Regions from separate parts of the Mus musculus genome. Here region 2 is linked to region 1. A link is a loop called in an ENCODE intact Hi-C map of the cell type or tissue named here. Cell type or tissue: gastrocnemius. All regions are shown on one strand. Each heading gives the region's core, and the rest is flanking DNA. Links, peaks and the distances in the headings are about the cores only.

Region 1 (10,654 bases), core at 1,096-9,095:
TGGTGTATAGGTGACTATGAGGTCTACACACACACACACACACACACACACACACACACACACAGAGAGAGAGAGAGAGAGAGAGAGAGAGAGAGAGAGTGAGTCTTTGCCCTGTCTCTGGTTTAAGACAGGAGGAAGGCAGATCTACCATCCTTAGCTAAACCCAGAGAAGCACATGCCCCTCCCCCAAACAGCTTCCGCATTCACCCACCAATGGGACAGTTTACCAAGAGATAGCAGCATCTTGGGCCCTTTGCCTGTGTCCATACTTCATATGTGTATTTTCTGATGTCAGCCCTGAGAAGTACAGTTTTCACCACTTGATACATGAAGATGATAAGGCAAAGAGCAGGTAATTAATTCTTCTAGGTGGCGGAGCCAAGGTCTGACCTAGCCCATAGCTCTACTGCATGATTTCCAGGTCACTAGAGGTCCCAGGACCCCAGACCTAACACCTGTGTAAGGAGATGATGCACTTGTCTCTTGGCCTAGAACCCTGGGCTTGTTTGAGATTCCTTGATACTCCTGACCTCACACCCGGGTTTCCAGCTGCTAAATTCAGCTGCCTTTTCCTCTTGGGGACCTAGCACACACCCTTCCTCTTTCTCCAGGCTGCCGCTCCAACTTCCCTTCCTGATAGCACAGAAATATGCTCCCCCACCTCCTTGACTGAGCTGATCTCTCCTAGAATCCTCTGCCCGTCATGGTCTCAGCTTGGTACGAGCACCCACAGAGGATGGTCCTCCCAGCTTCACCCCCTGGCCTGCAGGGTCGGCTTCATGCACTGCATCAGGCCACCTGGGTAGGGCATTTGTATCTGCTCTCTGCTCCTCTGGCTTCTCCCACTTTACACCCATCTCAAGGCATCCATGGGATGGGGGATGGGGTTGATCAGCATCTTTCTGACCCCTTCCCCCCACATTCCTGTCCTCTCCCAGTGAGTACCCCACACTTGACTTGTCTTCAGTCAGGGGAGGAAGAGACATGACCCACTGTCTTCAGTACTTGCCCCTAAAAGCATCAGATCAAAAGTCTTCAGTCTCTGACTCCAGATTCTTGCTATTTGTTTCCTGTCTCTAGATGCATTGTTCCTGTACCTCTGTCTACCCCTACATGTCACCTCTCCCCTGTTCTATATAGCATATTCTCTCAGCTCCATCTCCTCATCATCCTGGCTGAACTTCCCTCTAAGAAGGAAACAGCTGCCTCCTAGGCCCTTTCCAGTCCCTTGAGTCGCTTTGAAACGGCTTTGCAACCTAGGCTGGTCTGGAACTTGCAACCTTTCTTTTTGTTTTTTCGAGGCAGGGTTTTTCTGTATAGCCATGGCTGTCCTGGAACTCACTCTGTAGATCAGGCTGGTCTTGAACTCTGCCTGCCCCTGCCTCCCGAGCGCTGGGATTAAAGGTGTGTGCCACCACGCCTGGCTAGAACTTGCAACCTTTTGAGTGCTAGGGAAGGTAGGTGTGAGCCCCTGTACCTGGCTGGCTCTCCCTGCTTTTGTTAAAGAGGTCCCTAGGGCTTTCTTTTAGTTGGCTATGGCTACCTGACTGTCCTGCCCTTCCTACTTGCTCTCCAGCCGCTTCTGAGGACTTCGTGTATGCGCTGACAGCTCCTGCCACTCTCAGACCTCTGGCCTTCAGGGACTGCTCCCCCCAACCCCGACCCTCCAACCCCATCCACGCCTGTCCTTACTTAATACCATTAATCTTGATAAAGAGTAATCCCCTCTTACTCCACCTTGCAGACTATACCCCACTTTTCGCAATAGTGACCTTTAGCTCTGAGTCTTGGTGGCTAGCCTGACTTTGGTTTGTGTGTGTGTACGTGTACATATGTGCACACATGTGCATGTATATGTATATACATGTAAATGTGTGTGTGTGTGTATACATGCATTTCAGGTTTCAGGATTATCCATTTAGTAAGCTATACTAGATCATGTGGGCATAGCATGTGGGTTGAACCCCTGATTCTCAGGAAGCCAGGGGGTGGGGCTGGACCCTGTTCAACACATGTTCTTGCTGCTCGGCAGGAAATGGTCAGTGCAGTGAGAGTGGGGAACCTGAAAATAGCCCACAATCCAGGTAGCTCTGTAGGAAGTCCCTTGGGTGCCCATCTCAGTCTTCAAACCCCAGGATGCCTTTCTAGTCTGACTTTACTTCTATGCCTGGTGTCACAGCCTGAATCTGGAGCAAAAGTTTGGTCAGCTCAAATATCCTTGAGGCTGCTCTGCACACAGTAGGTCCACAATAAAGATTTTTTTTTCCCCCCAGTGGGGAAGATGGTAACTCCCAGGACACTTATACTTCCCATAGCAGTGCTCCCAGGACATTTACACTTCCCATAGCAGTACTCCCGGGACACTTACACTTCCCATAGCAGTGCTCCCAGGACACTTACACTTCCCATACCACATGGTGCCTGGGAATCCCTCTGACCTCCCTATGACCTGTCCATACTTTGAAATTTGTTATTTTTGAGACAGGGCCTCACTATGTAGCCCTGGCTCTCCTGGTACTTGCTGCTTAGAACAGGCTGACCTTGAACTTATGAGGGATCTCTGCCTTGGGTGTGCTGGGATTAAAGGGTTGTGTCATCACTTCAATAAACCTTTACCTAACACTGTGACTGGACTTTTGAGGTCACTGACTTCTGCCAGGTGCCCAGCACATAGTAGGCACTCAATAAATGATTATGAATTAGGAGCTGAATGAATGCCTGGCCGGATGCCTGACACACCCTCAAGACTGAGTTACTTGAATGTATGAATGAACTGGCCCTGAGAATTTGCTGAATGTAAACCCAGCTTGCCCCTGGCCCCAAGCCAGCCCCTTCTGAGCCCCTCCTCAGTGAGATGCTAATACTCAGAGCTTTAGCTGCTGGGCCACTGGCTTGGGATGCAGCCCGAAGGCTGAGACTTAAGCAAGCAGCCGAGTCTAATTAGAAAATGAGACCTCGCAGAGGAATAGGATTAAACTCACCACTGGTTGGAGGCATAGTCCTGGAGCTTCCTCCATATGTGGGGCTACTGCCTCGTGTGTCCTCTGTCGATCTTCACAGTGGGTGGCAGACTTGCTCCTGGCCCATTCGCAGATGCTATGGTCAGTGCCAAGCACCCTCCTGTGGGTCCAGGGTCCTCAGGGGTTGCTACACTTTCGGAGGCTATTCTGGGTAGCAGGTGATTCTTGTTTGCAGACCCTTCCAGATGGTACAGCCATGTGGACTACCCACTCCTCTTAAAGCTCCCTTCCCCTTGTTCTCTCCGCAGCTTGCCCGGCACCCAGAAGAGGTTACTGAGCCCCGGGCCATGGTCCCCTCTCGCAGGACGTGGAACTTGGGAGCCACGCCTTCACTGCGAGGCCTGTGGAGAGTGGGCCGGGTCCAGGAGCCCAAGCCCGGGATGGCTCGCCCCGCCCCAGCCAGCCCAGCCGCCCGCCCTTTCCCACACACCGGCCAGGGGAGGTTGAGAACTGGTGAGTCCGCATTTTTAGAATGCCTCTTCATTTCCCTTCCTTCCTCCAGATCCCAGAGATGAGACTGAGGCTTCTCGCGGTTCCTAAACTCAGTCAGAGCTGTCAGGTAATTACAGGGTAGCCAGCAGCCCAGAGCCGGCTGGGCGTGGAGCGCAGCGCAGCGTCACCGGGTGCTCCTTCCCTGCGTCCAGCCTGGGAGGAGGAGAAGGCTGGAGCCGGTTAAACTTTAACAGTCCATAGCACCGCGGCATCAGCTACGTTCCCGCCAGCCGAACCAGGTCAGGGACACTGAGATCTCATTTGGGGTGGTCCCTAATATCAGCTGAAGGCGGTAAACAAGGTAGGTGAAGCGGCTGACCTCCTGAGTGCCCTGCTCGGCACTGACATCCGATTCTACCAGAGTGCCCTGGACAGGAATGAGGAGTGAGTGCAGGCTACCCAGAGTGTCGCCCAGCAGGGTTTGGGGGTGCCAGGTCCTGGGTTTTAGGTGTCAGCCAGCCAATGACTGCTTTCAAAAACGATCGTACCAGCAGGTCTCAGGTGAGAGGGTCCTGGAGCCTGGGCCGCTGCTGTACCCTAGGGAACTGTCAGCAGGCAGCTTTCTGGGTCATGTCCCAGGTGCCGAGACTGTCAAGGAGCCAGCGGCTCCTCTGTTCTGGGTAGGGGCCGGGTGTGAGTGTGAGGAGCCGTCCTGACCCTTTCCCTACCTCTGTGTGGGCAAGCAGGCAGGGTGCCCTGGTTGTGTGGGAAGGAAGGGAGGGTTATCCTGGAGAACTGCCTTCAGGTGTTTGCTGCATTTTGCTCCTGACCTACAGGGATGTGTCCACATTCCCAGCCTGGCCCTCTGGGTCATGAGGCCATGGGATGTAAGCCCCTTAGCATAGAGAAGAGGCGATACACAGAGATGGCCCCTCTCCCTTTCTAGCTGTAACACATTCACTCTGCCAGTGGGCAGCAGGGCAGTGCTTTGAAGATCTCCCAGCTTCTATAGTTGCCTGGGGCTGCCACCCCCTTAGACTTTGGGAGCCTTCAGGCAAAGCAGAGCTCTCTGGGCCAGTCAGAGCTGGTTGTTTAAAAGGGGAAAAGGATGGTCTCTACAAGGTTGTCCCCAGGTGTGAATAAAATAGAGATGAATGTGGTTTTTCTGGGTAAATATCTTTTAACCTTAGAAAAACAACGTACTGAGCTCTTTGTGTGTGTGTGTGTGTGTGTGTGTGTGTGTGAGTGTGTGTGAGTTAGCGACTTATTGACCACTTTATAAATTTAAGATAAAGATCAAGTGAAACCTGTGTGTGAGAGGCAGGCACAGGCTTGGCACCCAAGAGAGAGCCTCAATCAACAAGGGTACCCCAGTCCCCTCCAAATCTGCCCTGCTGGTGTTACTGTCATTGTGAAAGGGACAGGGCTGGTTAGTTTGAATACAAGCCCTGTGTAGCTCTAGGCCTGTTAGCTATTCAAGGTCTCTGGTTTTCTGGCTTCCGGACAAGAGAACGTCCTCCACCTGCCTGGGTGGTGGTGATGGTAATCACTGTCCTAAAGGCTGATATCTGTGGGTCCTTCAGGTTTTTGTCAGTGTGGGGACTTCCTGTTCCTGGTGTTCTTTGAGCCTCATTAAGGGGTTATACCCTCTGGATGTTAATTAGTTTATCCCAGGGTCAAGGCTGTGCCTTTTTTTAAAAAAACAAAAGCAAAGCCCGGCAGTGGTGGTACACGCCTTTAATCCCAGGACTTGGGAGGCAGAGACAGGTGGATTTCTGAGTTCGAGGCCAGCCTGGGCTACAGAGTGAGTTCCAGGAGAGCCAAGGCTATACAGAGAAACCCTGTCTTGAAAACCAAAAACAAAACAAAAAGCAAAAGCAAAAACAAACAAAACAAAACAAAACAAAAACCAAAAAAAACAAAAACCACAGGGCTTTGATTGCGCGGAGCTGACTGTGTAAACCAGGCTAGCTTTGAACTCACAAAAATCTGCCTGCCTCAGGCTTCTGAGGGCTAGGATTAAAAAAAATCCAAGTGCCTGGTGAAAAAGCTTCCATTTAATTGATTCTTAAAAAAAAATCAATGTATTTGACTTATTTTCAAATAAATCAAATGTATTATTTTAGTTTTAATTTATGTGTACATTCACCTGTGTGGTTAAATGCACGTGAGTACAGGTACCTACAGAAGTAAGAGGTGTCAGATCCCTTGGAGCTGGACTTACAGGCAATTGTGAATCACCCAGCGTGGGTGCTGGGAGCAAAACTCCAGTCCTTTGCAAGAGCAGTGTGTGCTTTGCAGATGAGCCATCTCTCCAGCCTGTGGCTGTGTCATTTCTCCCTAAGGCTAGTGTTGTTACCCACCCTGGCCAGGTTAGAGGAAGGGGGTGTCCTGCCCCAGAGGAAACACTTCTAGCCGTTCTGGGTACACTTCTAGAACTAGCAGGGACCAGGCTACCCAGTGTGGGGTTGGTCTTAATTAAGGCAAGGGAGAAATTGCCACCTAGAGGCAGCCTGGATAATAAAGCTCTGTGCCCATGATGTACAGCTCACTCAAGTGTCTTGGCTTCCTCTTACAGCTCTCTGCGAAGGGAGCTGATGAGTAACTGTGGACCCCCAAAGCCACTGTAGCAACTGGGGAGTCCCTGGCAGGGTCTTGGGTACCCCCCCCCCCGGAAAAGAATCTCAGGGTTGGGCCCGTGAGATGCCGGAGCAAGCAAGGACTGAGCGGAGGGGCCAACTGGAACAAGCGGGGTTGAGCAGAGTGAGCAAAGGTTCTAAAAATTCAATGCCCAACAACCTCATGAAGGCTCACAACCATCTGTACAGCTACAGTGTACTCACATACATAAAATAAATAAACAAATATTAAAAAAAAAAGAATCTCGGTCTTTTTTTGGTAAGGGATCAGGCAGCCCTACTCTGACCCTACCTGTATGGAGAGAGCCTATTGAGGCCACAGGAGGCCCTGCTGGCCATACCTGGGCAGATTGGAGGGCACAAAAGCTGAGCTCAGCCTGCTTTGGCCAGCAGCCAAATATATCATCATATCTGTCTGTCTGTCTTTACTGAGACAGGGCGTGGAAAAGATATTCTACCCAGTGGCGAGGAAGACTCCACTTCTCGGACTGCAGCTCGCCCGTCTCTTGCACAGTGTCGAGCCCTCAGCGTGGACTGGCCTGGCCCTAGGAGTCCCCATAGACTCTACCTGACAGTGCAGGTAAGCCCGGGCCATCGGATGCAGGGGCAAGGGTGAGTTTGGTCCTCTGAGCTCCAGCAGTTGGGTCCAGCAGGGAGAAAAGCTGGGCACTTATTTGCCAGGCACCGGTTCTGTTGACTAGTCCTTTGCAGCCCATAGCCAAGTGACTGCAATAGGCTGCATTACAGTTTATCCCAGGGAAGATCTCTGAGGTGACAGGAGTATCCCAGCCACACCCTGGCTGAGGTGGGAAGCGAGGCCTGTGATAAGATTTGTAGAGCTGGAGGAGAAACTGGGAAAATAGGCTGGTTTGGGAGAGCTGTTTATTTCTGTGTGGACAAGGCCTTTGTGCTTTTGTTTGTTTGAGGAATCAAAAGAGGGCCAGGCTGGGTGTGGTGCATGCCTTTACTCCTAAAGGCGGCAGGGAGAGGCATAGTTTGAGGCCAGCCTGATCTACAGAGCAAGTTCTAGGATGTCCATCCAGGAATACAGAGACTGTCTCACAAAGAGTCCAAAGGGAGATGCTTTCCCTTCCAGTTGTCATTGACATTCAAAAGACATGCCTACTGTATACTTGGGTAACAGGTGGATTTGATTGTAGAAATAATACAAAGAGTTAGTGGCTTTTATGCAATACAGTTTTGGAATACAGGCATTAGATTTCATGTCTCAACAGAAAGATACTGTTTTATAAGAATTTTTTAAAACATCTTTTTAATTAATTAATTTTATGTATATGAGTACACTGTTGCTGTCCTCAGATACATCAGAAGAGGGCATCATGGTTTCGAGCCACCATGTGGTTTCTGGGAATTAAACTCAGAACCTCTGGAAGAGCAGCCAGTGAGTGCTCTTAACCACTGAGCCATCTCTCCAGCCCTGTTTTGTATTAATTTGATAGGCAAGGTCACGGAGGATCAGAGCTCAGAGAGGTTAAGCAGCTTGCTGCTGGTCACACAGTAAGCTGAGATCTGAACTACCAAACAGAAATGGAATACAGAGGCGTGAACAAAATATTATAAAAGGTAATGGTGATAGTGATGCCTGCCTTTAAGGGAGGAAGAGGCAGGCAGATCTCTGAGTTTGAGGTTAGTCTGGTTTACTGAGCCAGTTCCAGGACAGCCAGGGCTACCTAGAGAACTCTGTCTCAAACAAACAAAATAAACAAACAACCCCCAAATAAACAAATAACTCCAAATGGTGCAAAGAATTCAAAGAATTGTCAGTACGGTCCCTAGAAGCTGGCTGTCCCTCCTGGTCCTTCTGCAACTCCACGGTGGAAGGCTCATCTTCATCCACTTATCGATCCTTCTTTACCGCCACCAGTGGTATGCTATTTATATTTACTTTTCACGTTATTCTGTGGCTTGCTGTTTCCCTCATGGCCGTCTTTGAGATCTCTTCATACACGTTAGTTATGGAGAACTCCGTCCATTCCCCTACCCCAATGCATTCTACTTAAGATTTCCCCATAAACTGTAACCAGGCTGCTTGTGTGCGTGTAGTATTAGAGCCCTTGGCTGTCTCATCCCATCACCACCGGGTAATAACGGTGATTATGGTGGTGATGGTAAAATCCTCCTTGTCTGCCCTGTGTGTCATCTCTGGTCACAGTGTGCTCCTTTCACGTTCAAGTCATGATGCTGATCTTACACTGTGTATACACGTGGGTGTGGGGACAGCGCAGTGCACCTGTGCAGGTTAGAGAACAGCTTGTGAGGGTCAGTCTGCCTACTGCATAGGCTCTGGGGATGGGAACTCAGGGTGTCAGGTGCTTCATGCATCGAGCCATCTTACTGGCCAACATTAGTTTGTTAGTTTAGGATCTCGCTATTTAGCCCGGTCTGGCCTCAAACTCAGAGATCTGACAACTCAGTCTCCCAAGGTCTGGGATTAAAGGCATGTGCCACCACACCCAGCTGCATTAGTTTGCCACGTATGGATGTTTGCTTACGTATCTGTGTATGCACCATGTGTATCTGGTACCTGCTGCCCAAGGATGCCAGAAGAAGGAATCAGATCCTCATAGCTACCATGCGGGTGCTGGGAAATGAACCTAGGTTCTCTACAGACTGTCAGCAAATCTGCTGAGGCTCTATGTCTAGAACTAGTTACTGCCATGAACCCAGTTCCCATGTGGGTGCTGGGAACTGAACCTAGGTACCAAGGCAGCGAGTGCTCCTATCCGCTGAGCCCATCTCTCCAGTGCCTGCATTACTATATTCTTTAAGGACTTATTTTTATCTGTATGAGTGTTTATGTATTATGTCTGCTGCTTACAGAGGCCAGGAGAGGGTATCAGATCTGCTCAGACTAGAGTTATGGCCACGAGCCACCTCTGGATCCTGGGAATTGGACCTGGGTCCTCTGGCAGAGCAGCCAGCCCTCTCAGCTGCTGAGTGGTCTCTTCAGACCCCTGTATTAGTGCGTTAATGTGTGCGTTTGCTGAACAGCAAGTTATAGATTGGCTGCTTTGTGCCAATGTGTCCTTAGACCGGTGCAGGGATGCTGAGAAGGGAAGTAGGGATGGTAGCCCAATAGAGGCTCCAGAGAGTCACCAGTGACCTCCCATGTGTGAATACAAACAGGAAGTACCAGGAACACAGCTTCGGAACATGAAGTGCCAGGGTTATGGGGGTGTTGTCAAGATTCCCCTAAGAGAAGGACTCATAATCCCTCCTAGTCTTTATATTTTTGAGACAGGGACCCTCCTCTGTAGTCTAGGCTTGTGTGGAACTCGTGGCAGATACTCATGTTCCCACGTGCTGTGGTTTTAGGCAGAAGCCACCATGCCTGGCTTTTTCTCTGAGCTTTTGATTGCCGCACACACACATCCTGCCTTTCCAGGTAGCCGCTGTGCAGAGCCAAGTGCAGGCGGTGGGCAGGATGGGTTCTGGGGGACACGAATACCTTTGAGCCAGCCTCCCTCCAGTGGGTGCAGTCCTGGGCTGCTGCTCTGGGCAGGACCCCAGGGATGATGGTATGTAAGGGACAGCCTTTGTCTCCACATGTTTCTTGGTACTCGTGAGATTCTTCTGAGAGATCATTCTTGTTTCCTTTGTGAGGTCTTTGAGGAGAGTGGGTCTGGCGAGACAATGGTTAAGGAAATCAGAGGGAAGTTAAATCTGGAGGCTGTGGTCAGGAGCTGCAGCTCTGCTGGGTGGTGGCCCTGTTCTCGAGCTTTGATTATGGGGTGCTGCTACCAAGGCCTGGGCTCAGCAGTTCTACTGACGCTCCATTCAGAAGCCGGTACGTCCATGTCCCTCCGGCCCCTGCAGAGCTCTGCCAAGTTTATGGGTATGGATGTACGCCGAAGTGTGCGCCACGCCAGGGTTGTGACCTGCAGGTCACAGGCTCAGTCAGTCCAGCCTTGTTCCAGGCACTAAAGACCGAGTGGTACCTCCAGGACACTGCAGAAATTCCCAGCCCCCAGGGACGTTTGTCCTTCCTGTGCTTCAGCCAGCAGCCCAGAAATAGTGTGACCTTTGCTCCCGTCTGAAGGCAAATGGAAACTTCCAACTGTTGCGGTCCCTGCCACCCCCACCCCCAACCTCCCCCAGCCTGCTGGAGATTGTGTAGCAGTTGGTTCAAGGGTGGGGACAGAATTAAGCTGAGGAGAAATTTCCTAAATGCAAGAGATGGAGGGAGGAAGAGGCCGAGGGCGTGGCTCACTAGGCACCTGCTGGGCCCATTTTCACTCTTGGAATTCTTTTTTTAAAAAGGTTTATTTAGGCCCCTTCTTCATCCCCTTCTTCCTCTCCTCTCCCCCGCTTCCCCCAAATAAACCTCCTCTTGTGGAGAAAAAAAGAAATTTATTTATTTTATATATGTGAGTACACTGTCACTGCCTTCAGACACACAGCATTGGATCCTATTGCAGATGGTTATGAGCCACCTGTGGTTGCTGGGAATTGAACTCAGAACGTCTGGAAGAGCAGTCTTAGCCACTGAGCCATCTCTCCAGCCCTTGTGATTCTTTTGACTGGCCTTTTGATGCTCGAAGT
Region 2 (10,654 bases), core at 837-8,836, 68 kb before region 1:
GTGAGTGATATCTGTTGGTACAGGCACATGCATGGAGGTTAGAGAACAGTTTTCCTTGCCCCAAGGCTTTGGGGATAAGATGGCAAGCATGTTAACTCACCAGCTTGCCAGCTCGCCAGCTCCTGCTTGGACCCCAGCACAGTTCCATCCATACTTCATTCACTCCAGGGAACACAACTTCAGGATAAAACACTGCCTTATGACTTTAGGATCACTAGTCTTCAATCCTCTTGAAATTATTCTACTCAATTGCCCGTCATTTCCCTAGAATAATGACGTCTCTGCACCCGTGTGAAGCATCCCCTGATTCCACTCATTTGGAGTCAGAAAGCTCTGTTTCTGCCACTGAATATCAGCAGCAGTTACATACAAGTGTAGGCAAAACAAAGTGTCAAAGCACAGGCCCTTGGTTTTTGCTCTGTATCTATTGCTACAGATTCCATGCCTTTGACTCAGTGTCTGCAAGGTGTTGGTGACCGGTCCCATGGTCCCTGTGTGCTAGGCAAGTGCTCCATGTGCTGCATCACAGAGTAAGCCCACCAGGGCTTGTTTAAAGCACTATATTTTATTTATTTATTTACTTACTTATTAATTATATGTAAATACACTGTAGCTGTCTTCAGACACACCAGAAGAGGGCATCAGATCTCATTATAGATGGTCGTGAGCCACCATGTGGTTGCTGGGATTTGAACTCAGGACCTTCAGGAGAACAGTCAGTGCTCTTAACCGCTGAACCATCTCTCCAGCCCTAAAGCACTATATTTTTCTTACACCCGTTCATTTATTTTGTATAGGTATAGGATGTGCATATGTGTGGTCCTCTGTAAGGAGGCTGGGGCTCACGTCTTCCCTTTCACCATGGAGGTCCTGGGAACTACCTTAGACGGCCAGGCTTTGCAGCATTAGCCTGTGCCCACTGAGCCATCTCACCAGCCCTGAAGAACTATTTTTTTTTCATCTCGAGTAACTCTACTATTGAAAGCTGTACCTGTTAACTTTATGTCAACTTGATATAAGCTAGAGTCATTTGCAAAGAAGGAACCTCATTTGAGAAAATGCCCACACCGATTTAGCCTGTGGGGAATTTTATTGCCAGATGATTGATGGGGGACGGCCCAGATCACTGTGGGTTGTGCCATCCCTAGACTGTTGGTCTTGGGTACTATAAGAAAGCAGGCTGAGCCGGGCGTGGTGGCGCACGCCTTTAATCCCAGCACTCGGGAGGCAGAGGCAGGCGGATTTCTGAGTTCGAGGCCAGCCTGGTCTACAAAGTGAGCTCCAGGACAGTCAGGGCTATACAGAGAAACCCTGTCTCGAAAAAGAAAAAAAAAAAAAAGAAAGAAAGCAGGCTGAAAAACTGGGTGGTTCCTCACCTCACACCTTTAATCCCAGCAATGGGGAGGCAGAGGCAGGTGGATCTCTGAGTTCAAGGCCAGCCAGATCTACAGAGCTAGTTCTAGGACAGTCAGGATTTCACAGAGGAATCCTATCTTGAAAAACAAGAACAAAAACCAAAAGAGTAGGTGAGCAAACCATGGGGAGCAAGCTAGTAAGCAGCACCCCTCCGCGGGCTCTGCATCAGCTCCTGCCTCCAGGTTCCTGTCTTGAGTTCCTGCCCTGGATTTGCGGGATGACTAACTACAAGCTGTAAAATGAAATAAACCCTTCCTTCCCCGAGTTAATTTTGGTCATGGTGTTTTAGGACAGCAATAGAAACCCTAAGACACAAGCCTTTAGTTACCTCTAGGTGGAATCTAGAAAGAAAAAAATAATGATGTTGGGGGCTGGCGAGATCGTTTGGTGGGCAGTCCCACCAGATCTGAGAACCTGAGTTTGGTCCCTGGGACACACCCAGTAAGAGGGGAGAGCCCTTCAGGTTATCCTGTGACCCCCATTCTTACATGTTGTTACAGCTACACACACTAAATGAAGTGTAATAATGTGGGAGGGGTTAAGTTCAATTCCCAGCAACCACATGGTGGCTCACAACCATCTGTAATGGGACCCAATGTCCTCTTTGGGTGTGTCTGAGACAGTGACTGTGTACACACATACATAAAATAAGTAAGTAAATAAATAAATAAATCGTAAAAACAACAAAGAGTGCTTGCTGTGTTCTTGCAGAGGACCCAGACTGGGTTCCCAGGACTTACATGGTGGCTCATAACTGCCTGAAATCTTGGTTCTAGGGAATTCAATACTCTCTTCTGGCCTATAAGGGCAACAAACGTACGCATGGCGCCCATAGTATGTGTAAGCAAACAGTCATAAAATAAAAACAGATATTTAAAACAAGAGGTTGCTTAGAGTGGTGAATCTGTGAGTTTAAATGGTTACATTGCAGTGTAAGAATTGAAAGGGGAAATGGGAGTGAGCTTATGCTTGCCATGCAAATCACATTGCCTGACAAAAGAAATTATTTCTGAGTTAAATAATTCAATGATCTACTTCAATTTGTCACTAATAAGGTGACCCTTACAACTAACAAAACCCTCACATGAAATAGTGGGCGTCCCTGGAGGCTCACAGAACTCGTGGAAGGGAAGGCCTTGAACAACAGGGATAAGAAATGACATTTTCCAGCTGAGCCTTTGCGGGTGTGCTATCAGCCCTCGGAGCTGGCAGGTCCATTAATCAGGGGACACTTACATCCAGCAGGCTGGAAAAGACAAGCCTGAGCCACTGAGCGTTCGTTACAGAAAAAAAAAGAATTCTTGCAAAAAGCCTCAGGCAGGGCATTCTTATCAACGAGAAGAGAGGTAATGAGTTTGATGTCTATGGGGAGATGGAATTCCAAATGGAATTTCAGGCCCCGGCAGCAGAGTTGGGAGAATGAGACCACATTTACATTTCAATGGCAGGAACACAGAGGGTAATTTTTCATGTGTATTTAATGTATTTTAAACTACAAGCCCCGAGATTCTTTGTGAGTGTGCTCCTGCTTGGATTTTCTTACCAAGCTGATGATTTTGTACTGGGTTACAGTGCTATTTAAGCCCTGGTATAGCGTACATTTACTCATTTAAGACTTGTTTTCCAATGGGGGCTTGGACTATAATCTCAGCATTGTGGAGGCTGAGACAGGAGGATTTCTAGTTAGACACTACTTAGGGAACGTAGTGAAATCTTCTCTCAAAGAATACAGTAGATACAGCCAGTGAGATGGCTCAGCAGGTAAATGTGCTCTTTGTCCAATAGCTCCTGAGAGGACCCGTGTTCGATCCTTAGAGCCCACATGGAAGAGAACAAGAGAATGCCCACCTCTGCACACACGCCATGACACACACATCCCTCCTCACACAAATAAACAGACAGGAAGGAAACAGAGGCAGGTGAATATGAGTTCCAGAACAGCCAGGGTTATACAAGGGAACCCTATATAGAAAAGCCTGTGTGTGTGTGTGTGTGTGTGTGTGTGTGTGTGTGTGTGTGTGTGTGTGGAATAAGGATGTAAGAGAGGGAAATTATAAAATAAAGACTAAGAGTCAGGCATAGTGTCTCATGGTAAAGAGGTAAAGATTTAGGGCAAGCCTTTGCTACATATTGAATTTGAGGTCTTATTAGGATCAACCCAGGCTACATGAGCCCTTGTCACAAATAAATAGATAAATTGTTTATCCACTCTGGGTATCTGAGGGGTGGAGCCCCTGCCTAGAGTGTTTGAGGCCCCAGGTTTGATCCAGCACCACAGAACCCAACAAAACATTGTGTTTTCAAACTCTTTCTTGATTTATCAGATAAAATGGAGCTGATCTAAGTAGAACATGTTATCCTTTATGTAACTGTATGAGCCGCAGGAGAGGCCCGGCTCTTGAATTTACAGGTCGGGGCATATGTTGAATGGAAGATAAAATACAAAAATCAGGTACAGGCCTGCCTCAGAAGTCCGTGGCCCATAACTCAGGGTGTTCTGGCACCAGTTTCTGACACACCTGTACCCAGAGACCCAGCCCCTTTCTTCAGAGCTGGCTCCAAACTCGTGCCATAGTGAGGCTGACCACTTTCCTCGTGTGGTTTCTCATGTCAGTCAATTTCGGGTTGGTTGTATTTGTGCCGAGGAGGTGTCTGGAGACGACATTCACTGGCTGTGCCTCTCCCCTGTCATTTCTGTGCACCCATGCCTGTCAGTACAAAGTGGCATTAGTTAGTTTGGACAGTGAAACAACTGCGTAAAGTGACCTCATTTCAACAGCATGCGATGTGGTTCCTGTCACTCTAAACGCACTTGGCTTTCATGAGATCCCAGTGAGGTAAGACAGAAAACGGTAGATCTGTAAGTCGTCATTATTTGCGGAGGCAGGAGGATGGCAGCTTCAAAGCTTGTCTGGGAAACTTTGTGAGACCCTGTCTCAAAAAGATACAAAAAGGCGGGAGACTAAGCCTGGTGGTGCAGACCTGCGATCCCAGCAATCCGGAAGGGGAGGGGAGAGCATCAGAAGTTTGGGGTCATTCATCCTCAGCCACACAGTGGGACCCTGAAGGGAGGAAGACAGACAGAGAGGCTAATTGAAAACACAAGAATTGCCTTGTCCGTTGTAGACCTGTCCTAATTTCTGGTTCCCTCCCTGGCTGGCAACTGAGCTGGTGGGTTCCCCCCCTCCCTTCCTCCGCGACCACTTCCTCAAAACGGCCACTAGGTGGCGCCAAGATCACGGTTGTCATTCCCAGAGACCCTAGGCGTGTGGAAGCCTAGGCTGGAGACAACGGGACCCAGTCAAGGTTACAAAAATTTTGTTTCAAAAACGAGGAAATTAGTAATTAAAAGCCTCATATATCTCTCCCAGTAATCTGTTCCAACATCATCACACCATCCAGGAAGGAGCAGAGATCTGAAGTAAGAGTGGGGTTTGCCATGAAGGAGCACTGTGGTTGCTTCTTCAGGCTTCCCCTCTCCTGGCCTTGCAGAACTGTCTAAAAAAGAAGTGTGTGTGTGTGTGGGGGGGGGACGGGACGACGACAGGAAAACAATTTTCTTTCTCTTTTCTCTCCTTTCTTTCTTTTTCTTTTTCTTTTTTTTTTTTTCACCACAGGGTTCTCTGTATAAGTCCGGCTCTCCTGGAACTAGCTCTGTAAACCAGGCTGGCCTCAAACTCACAGAGATCTGCCTATAGCCACCACTTCCCAGTGCAAAACAAAAATTTTAAAATAGCCTATCATGGTGACTTACACCTTCAATTCCAGCCGGCACTCAGGAGGCTGAGGCAAAAGGATTATGGTGAGCTGGTGGCCAGCCTAGGCTACACAGTTTTGGTCCAGTTTGAGCTTCAGTGTGAGACCGTCTCGTCAAACCAAAATAACAAATACAGAAAAACTTAGTAGAAGCAATGATCAGATAACTTTTGCTTTGCATGGTGCCAGAGAAAATTGAGAGTATGAGGTGAGGGTTATAGAAAGTCACCCTCCCCTAAGAAAGAAAAGCAATGAAGACCACACAAGTACGGCATAAATGAGCTGTTCTGATAGAAGTGATTGTAATCAGCTGTGTGAAGATTGGGACTTGCTTTTATGGTGCTGAGGACAGAGCCCAGGGCCTCACTTATACCAGGCCTATACTCTGCTCTGAACCATGGTCCCCCACTCTTTGCGACAGGATTTTAAAAAGGAAGGGGTTTGGTTTTGTTTCTGTTTATTGCCACAAGGTCTTAACTTGTTATTTGGCCCAAGCCGGCCTTGAACTTCAAATCCTCCCGCTTTAGCCCCTGGAATGTCAAGTTGGGAAGATTGTGGTGAGACAGCACTAGACACTGAAAGACACGGGGGTTTTTGCAGGCTCAAAACAGTGTGTTCCAGTCCTTGTTGGTTGGACGGTGCTTTCTGAAGTCTTGGTTGGTTGTGAGTGATAACTAAAGGACACCGGGCAGGAAGGAGGGGACGGCTGCCGAGCCTCCAGGGAGGTGCTCTGCTTAGGAATTTGGACTTTAGCCTGAAGGCTGTAGGGCAGTCGGGAAGGCAGCTCGCTCAGGCAATGTTCTGGGCCGAGCAGCTGTTTGGAAAGAGGACCCTGGCAGGCTCCTGGAGCTCCAGAGACAAAGACAGGCCAGAAGTGGAGACTGGAGTCACACGGCAGAATAAGGTGAGGACCGGGCCGTGGGGCAGTGGGAAGGAGGTGGGGAGGCAGAGAGAGGTTTCAGGTAAGACGGGTTTCTCTGGCAGGGACTAGAGGCTCGCTCGCTATGCTTCTGGGGCTCAAGTTACTTATCAGGTCATGAAGAAAAAAAAAAGATTTTAATTAAATGTTTGTCTTTGAGGGCTGAGATTTCAGGGATTGCTTCTTCAAATTAACATGTACTTACTTGAGTATATGCGTGCTTCTGCACACGCAGGATCACACATGGACGTATGGCCAGTTGGTAGGAAACAGTTCTCTCCTTCCCACGAGCCCTGGGAGGACCAAACGCTGGCCTTCTGCCTGGCGACAGGTGTTCTTATTTGCTGAGCCATTTCACAGGCCCCTGGGAAGGCCTTTTAGCATAATGACATTCCAAATGGATGGACATGCAGTGCTTTTAGGTAATAATCTCTCAACTAAAGGGACCCACTCTAGAATAGTCCCCAGCCCTACTCTGCCCACAGCATTGATCAGAGTAATATAAAGACCTCCCCAGGCCTGGGAATCTAGGGAAATGATAGACCTGACCGCCCAGCACACACAAGGTCAGGGTTCCATTGCTAGCACCGTGACTCCCCAAACTGATAACCTCCCCTTCCCATCTTCATGGTCTTCTTCTTCCAGAATATACACTAATATTTCCTCCTCCTCCTCCTCCTCCTCCTCTTCTTCCTCCTCCTCCTCCTTGGCTAGCCTACCTAGACTCATCATGTACACCAGGCTGCCTCTCACTCACAGAGATCGACCCCCACCTCCCTGCAACTGGGATTAAAGACATTCATCAACACACGCAGCTATAGTGTGCTTAATTACCCCAGTTCTGCTGCTCTGGGAACCCTCTTCCTCTGGCGGCCCCCACTGATGAGGCTGACGACATAATTCCTCTCTCCTTGGCTCAGTCACTGGAGATCGGCCTGAAGTGGCCTTCGTGGTAGACAGCTAGGCTAGCCTTGCACTGGATGGGCAGAATGTCATGGGAATGGAGAAAGAGGGCCGTTTGGGGGTGGCCCTGGCTATCTAGAAATATTTCCCAATGCAGAATGCCCTGCTTCCTTTGGGCCAGGTCAAGCACTGATGAGCCCATCAGTACTCGGGTCACTTTGCATCTCCAACTAAAACTTCTGCAAACTGAATCAAAGTGCAGTGTGCCAGGGAAGCTGGGGCAAATGCTGTCCCTTTGGGTGTTTGAAGCTCCCGATGGGTTTGCTGGCGTTATACAGGCTTCTGAACCGGTTTGGTGTTTCCCGAGAGAGTCGGCATTCGATCCTGCTTGTTCATATTGTTGTTTTGCCTTGTTCTTTTTGTGAGGGAGCCCAGGCTGGCCTTGAACTCACCACATAGCCCAATCTGGCTGCCACACTTCCATCCTCCTGCCTCATGTGTAGGCATGGGTCAGCATTTTCCTCTCTCCTTTGGCTTGCATTTTTCAGGGCTTGCACTGTGCCTGGAATGTTGATCTGGGCTCCCATGGAGCCTCCAGAGAGTAACAAGATAAGAACTCAGGTGACTGAGGCTGGAGAGATGGCTCAGCTGTTAAAAGCTCCTCCAGAGGTCATGAGTTCAAATCCCAGCAGCCACGTGGTGGCTCACAACCATCCGTAATGAGATCTGATGCCCTCTTCTGGTGTGTCTGAAGACAGCTACAGTGTACTTACATATAATAAATAAATAAATCTTTTTAAAAAAGAACTCAAGAGACATGCTAGGACCTTAGGGCAGGTTCTTCCCTGGGACTAGAGAGCCACTTCTGAATTCATTCATAAGTGTCTAGTCCAATAAACACTTAGTAAATAGGCATGGAGAGAAAGGCCTTGGGGGTTTGGGGGGGTGGGGTGGGGCTCTTTCTCTCTTTTTTTTTTTTTTTAAGACAGGTTTTCTCTCTGTGTAGCCCTGGCTGTCCTGAAGCTCACTCTATAGACCAGGCTGGCCTCAAGTGCAGAGATCCACCTGCCTCTGCCTCCTGAATGCTGGGATTAAAGGTGTGCGCCACCACTATCCAGCAAGGGATGCCTCTTTAACTGAGATCTGACGGTGGAAGAAACTGCTGTATATGGAGCTGCTAGGCACAGGCAGGCCTGAGGAGACCCACCCACCCCTCCTGCCAGATGGGCTTTCAGAACCTCATTTACCTTTTCTTCGTGTCTGCAGACACTGCCAACCAACACTTCAGGTTCCCATGGAACTGTTTCACCTTTAGGAAAGAGGTTTCCTATCCATGGACCCTTTGCCCTTCCAGCCTGCAGTTTCCTTGGGAACCCTGGCTCTGGCCAACTGTATTTGATTTGTGTGGATTGAGAAACTGCACTATAGTTAGAGAGGAGCTGGGGTTCAGTGACAAAGGGGAGTACGTAAGCTTGTGTCATTCAAGTTAGTTTGGTCTTTCTACACTTCACTCCGCCTTTCCATGGTTTCCAAGAAAGGACTAGGAGACTTTCGTCAGAACTGAGTGTGTGCCGGCAGCAGTCGTGGGCGGAGGCGTGTGCATGTGAGTACAGGGGCCACCACTGGAGGCTGGAGTTATTGGGTTCCCTGGAGCTGGGGTTACAGGCAGCGGTGAGCATTTCAGTGTGGGTGTGGGAAGCAAACTCCAGTCCTCTAGAAGAGCAGCGATTGTTTTTAACCTCTGCACTCTCTTCCCAGTCCCTTCCTTACTCCATCTGACAGGGCCATAGGTAACCCAGACTTGCTTTATCACCAAGGGTGACCTTGAACTTCTGATCCTCCTATCCCCACCTTCCAAGTCCGAGTTTGTAACACTACACTTGGCTGCCGTGTTTTTCAAAAAAAAAAAAAAAAAAAAAAAAAGAAGCCAACCTTATTATTAGTTATTTTAGTTACCTACGGTTGTTTGCCCCTTGTGACTCCTGGCATGACTTCGGAGTATGAGGGAAATTTCTAAGGTCAATGTGGAGGGCATAATTGTGGGGTCTGTTTCTGAGAGCTGAATGGAAAGAACTATAATTAGCATTTCATTAAGTGACTTTTTTTTTTTTTTTTTTGCTTTGTGAGCTTTTTATGTGTAGGGTGGGCTGGGGCTTGAATCAAATATAGTAGGCAGGGCTTCAGTGTGCTAGAAATTTCTCTGTGGTGAATCCCCCGCCCCCCATTCTGAATTAAAAGACATCCATGCCATTTCAATATCCTCACCTATGTCTTTGGAAGAGGGAGTGAGGGTACACAGCACGGCTTGAATTTGAAAGTACAAGCAGAAGAAAACAAACTCTCAAAAGAAGAGAAGATGCTTCAGCGCACAGTGTTTAACTGGGGTCTGGGAGAAACAGCCTTCCGGTGACCTTTGTGGAAAGGTTTGTGTCTATAGAATGAGTTCCAAGCCAGCCGGAACTACATAGTGAGATCTATGTCACTGTCTCAAAATAGTTATTAAATAATTAATTAAAACTGAAGTTAAAATTGGCTTCAGATGCTTCTGAGTTTCAAAGGAAGGGACGCCTCATCTGCGGAAATCCCACTTTACAGGTGTTTTAGTTAATTAGTTAGTTAGTTAGTTAGTTAGTTAGTTTCTTCTTTGAGACAGGCTATCTCCTCATAGACCGGATCTTATCTCACTATGTAGACAGGACTGACCTGGAATTCACAAGGATCTTGCCTGCTTCTGCCTCCTGAGGGCTAGGATTAAAGTCGTGCACCATCATGTCCAGCCTCCTCTATTTTTCTGACAGTATGAAAAACACATTTTAATATGTTCTTTAAGTATCTGATAAGGATTGGAATCTTTTTCGGTGGGGGTGTGTTTGAACTAGACGTTCAATTCCTTTTAATAGGTATAAGATTACTGAGTCTTTCCGTCCCCTCTTGGAGTTGTAGTGGTTTGAGGGGTTAATAGATTGATTCCTTTTCTTCTGAATTGTCAGACTGCTATGTGCATTTCTTTACTGATCTTGTCTTGTCAAAGAATCTACTGGGTTCTTTTTTTTTTTTTTTTTTTTTTCTGATCTTTGGTTCTTTGGGTTTTCCAGATAGAGTCTACTGTGTAGCACATGCTGGTCTTTTGCTTTCATTTTTCTTTTCTTTCCTTTCCTTTCCTTTCCTTTCCTTTCCTTTCCTTTCCATTCCTTTCCTTTCCTTTCCTTTCCTTTCCTTTCCTTTCCTTCCCTTCCCTTCCCTTCTCTTCTCTTCTCTTCTCTTCTCTTCTCTTCTCTTTTCTTTTCTTTGTGTAACACCCTGGCTCACTGGCTAGTCTTAAACTTGTAGCACACTTTCTGCCTCCTGAGTCCTGTGGTTCTAAGCAGGTGCCCTGGCATCAGAACAAACAGCCCCGCTCTGTGTGTGTGTGTGTGTGTGTGTGTGTGTGTGTGTGTGTGTGTGAGTGTGAGTGGGCCTTTACCTATGTATGTTTCCCACAAAAGCCTCACTTGCTGCTTAAATTGGCATAGAACAACTTTTTAAATGTCTATTGGAAACATTGTTTCTCTAGGCATTCCTGGCTCTCCTGAAGCTCACTATGCAGGGTGGCTTCAAATCTGTGATGATCCTTTTGTCTCTGCCTCCTAAATGCTGGGATTACAAATATCATCCCAGCTG

Evidence for each region. Hi-C counts contacts between places; a loop is a spot of excess contacts. Peaks named below come from ENCODE experiments on the same cell type or tissue, not always from the same donor. Only the 100,000 strongest peaks of a DNase experiment are listed, where the experiment ranks them.
Region 2: a loop joins it to region 1, with 2.4 times the contacts of the local background. A loop is called at or near these places in 18 of 42 quality-filtered maps.

The regions. Positions count from the first base shown.
Region 1 is chr8:95,130,734-95,141,387 of GRCm38, reverse strand. It overlaps Kifc3 (kinesin family member C3), which reads left to right. Exons shown (of 22, transcript NM_001372314.1): 2 at 3,269-3,473; 3 at 6,529-6,671. The coding sequence starts at 3,308. Gm31036 (a long non-coding RNA gene) reads right to left here and starts at 3,271. Exons shown (of 3, transcript XR_001778639.1): 1 at 2,982-3,271. In gastrocnemius, for the core only: a CTCF peak has its summit at 5,954 (motif pointing left); DNase peaks (open chromatin) are centred at 2,862, 3,072 and 3,338; H3K4me3 peaks cover 2,399 bases; H3K27ac peaks cover 3,951 bases.
Region 2 is chr8:95,198,115-95,208,768 of GRCm38, reverse strand. It overlaps Gm31277 (a long non-coding RNA gene), which reads right to left and starts at 7,599. Exons shown (of 3, transcript XR_387940.3): 1 at 6,297-7,599; 2 at 4,229-4,478; 3 at 3,758-4,124. It also overlaps a transcript of Kifc3 not described here. In gastrocnemius, for the core only: a CTCF peak has its summit at 4,629 (motif pointing right); DNase peaks (open chromatin) are centred at 4,637 and 6,417; H3K4me3 peaks cover 465 bases; H3K27ac peaks cover 1,084 bases.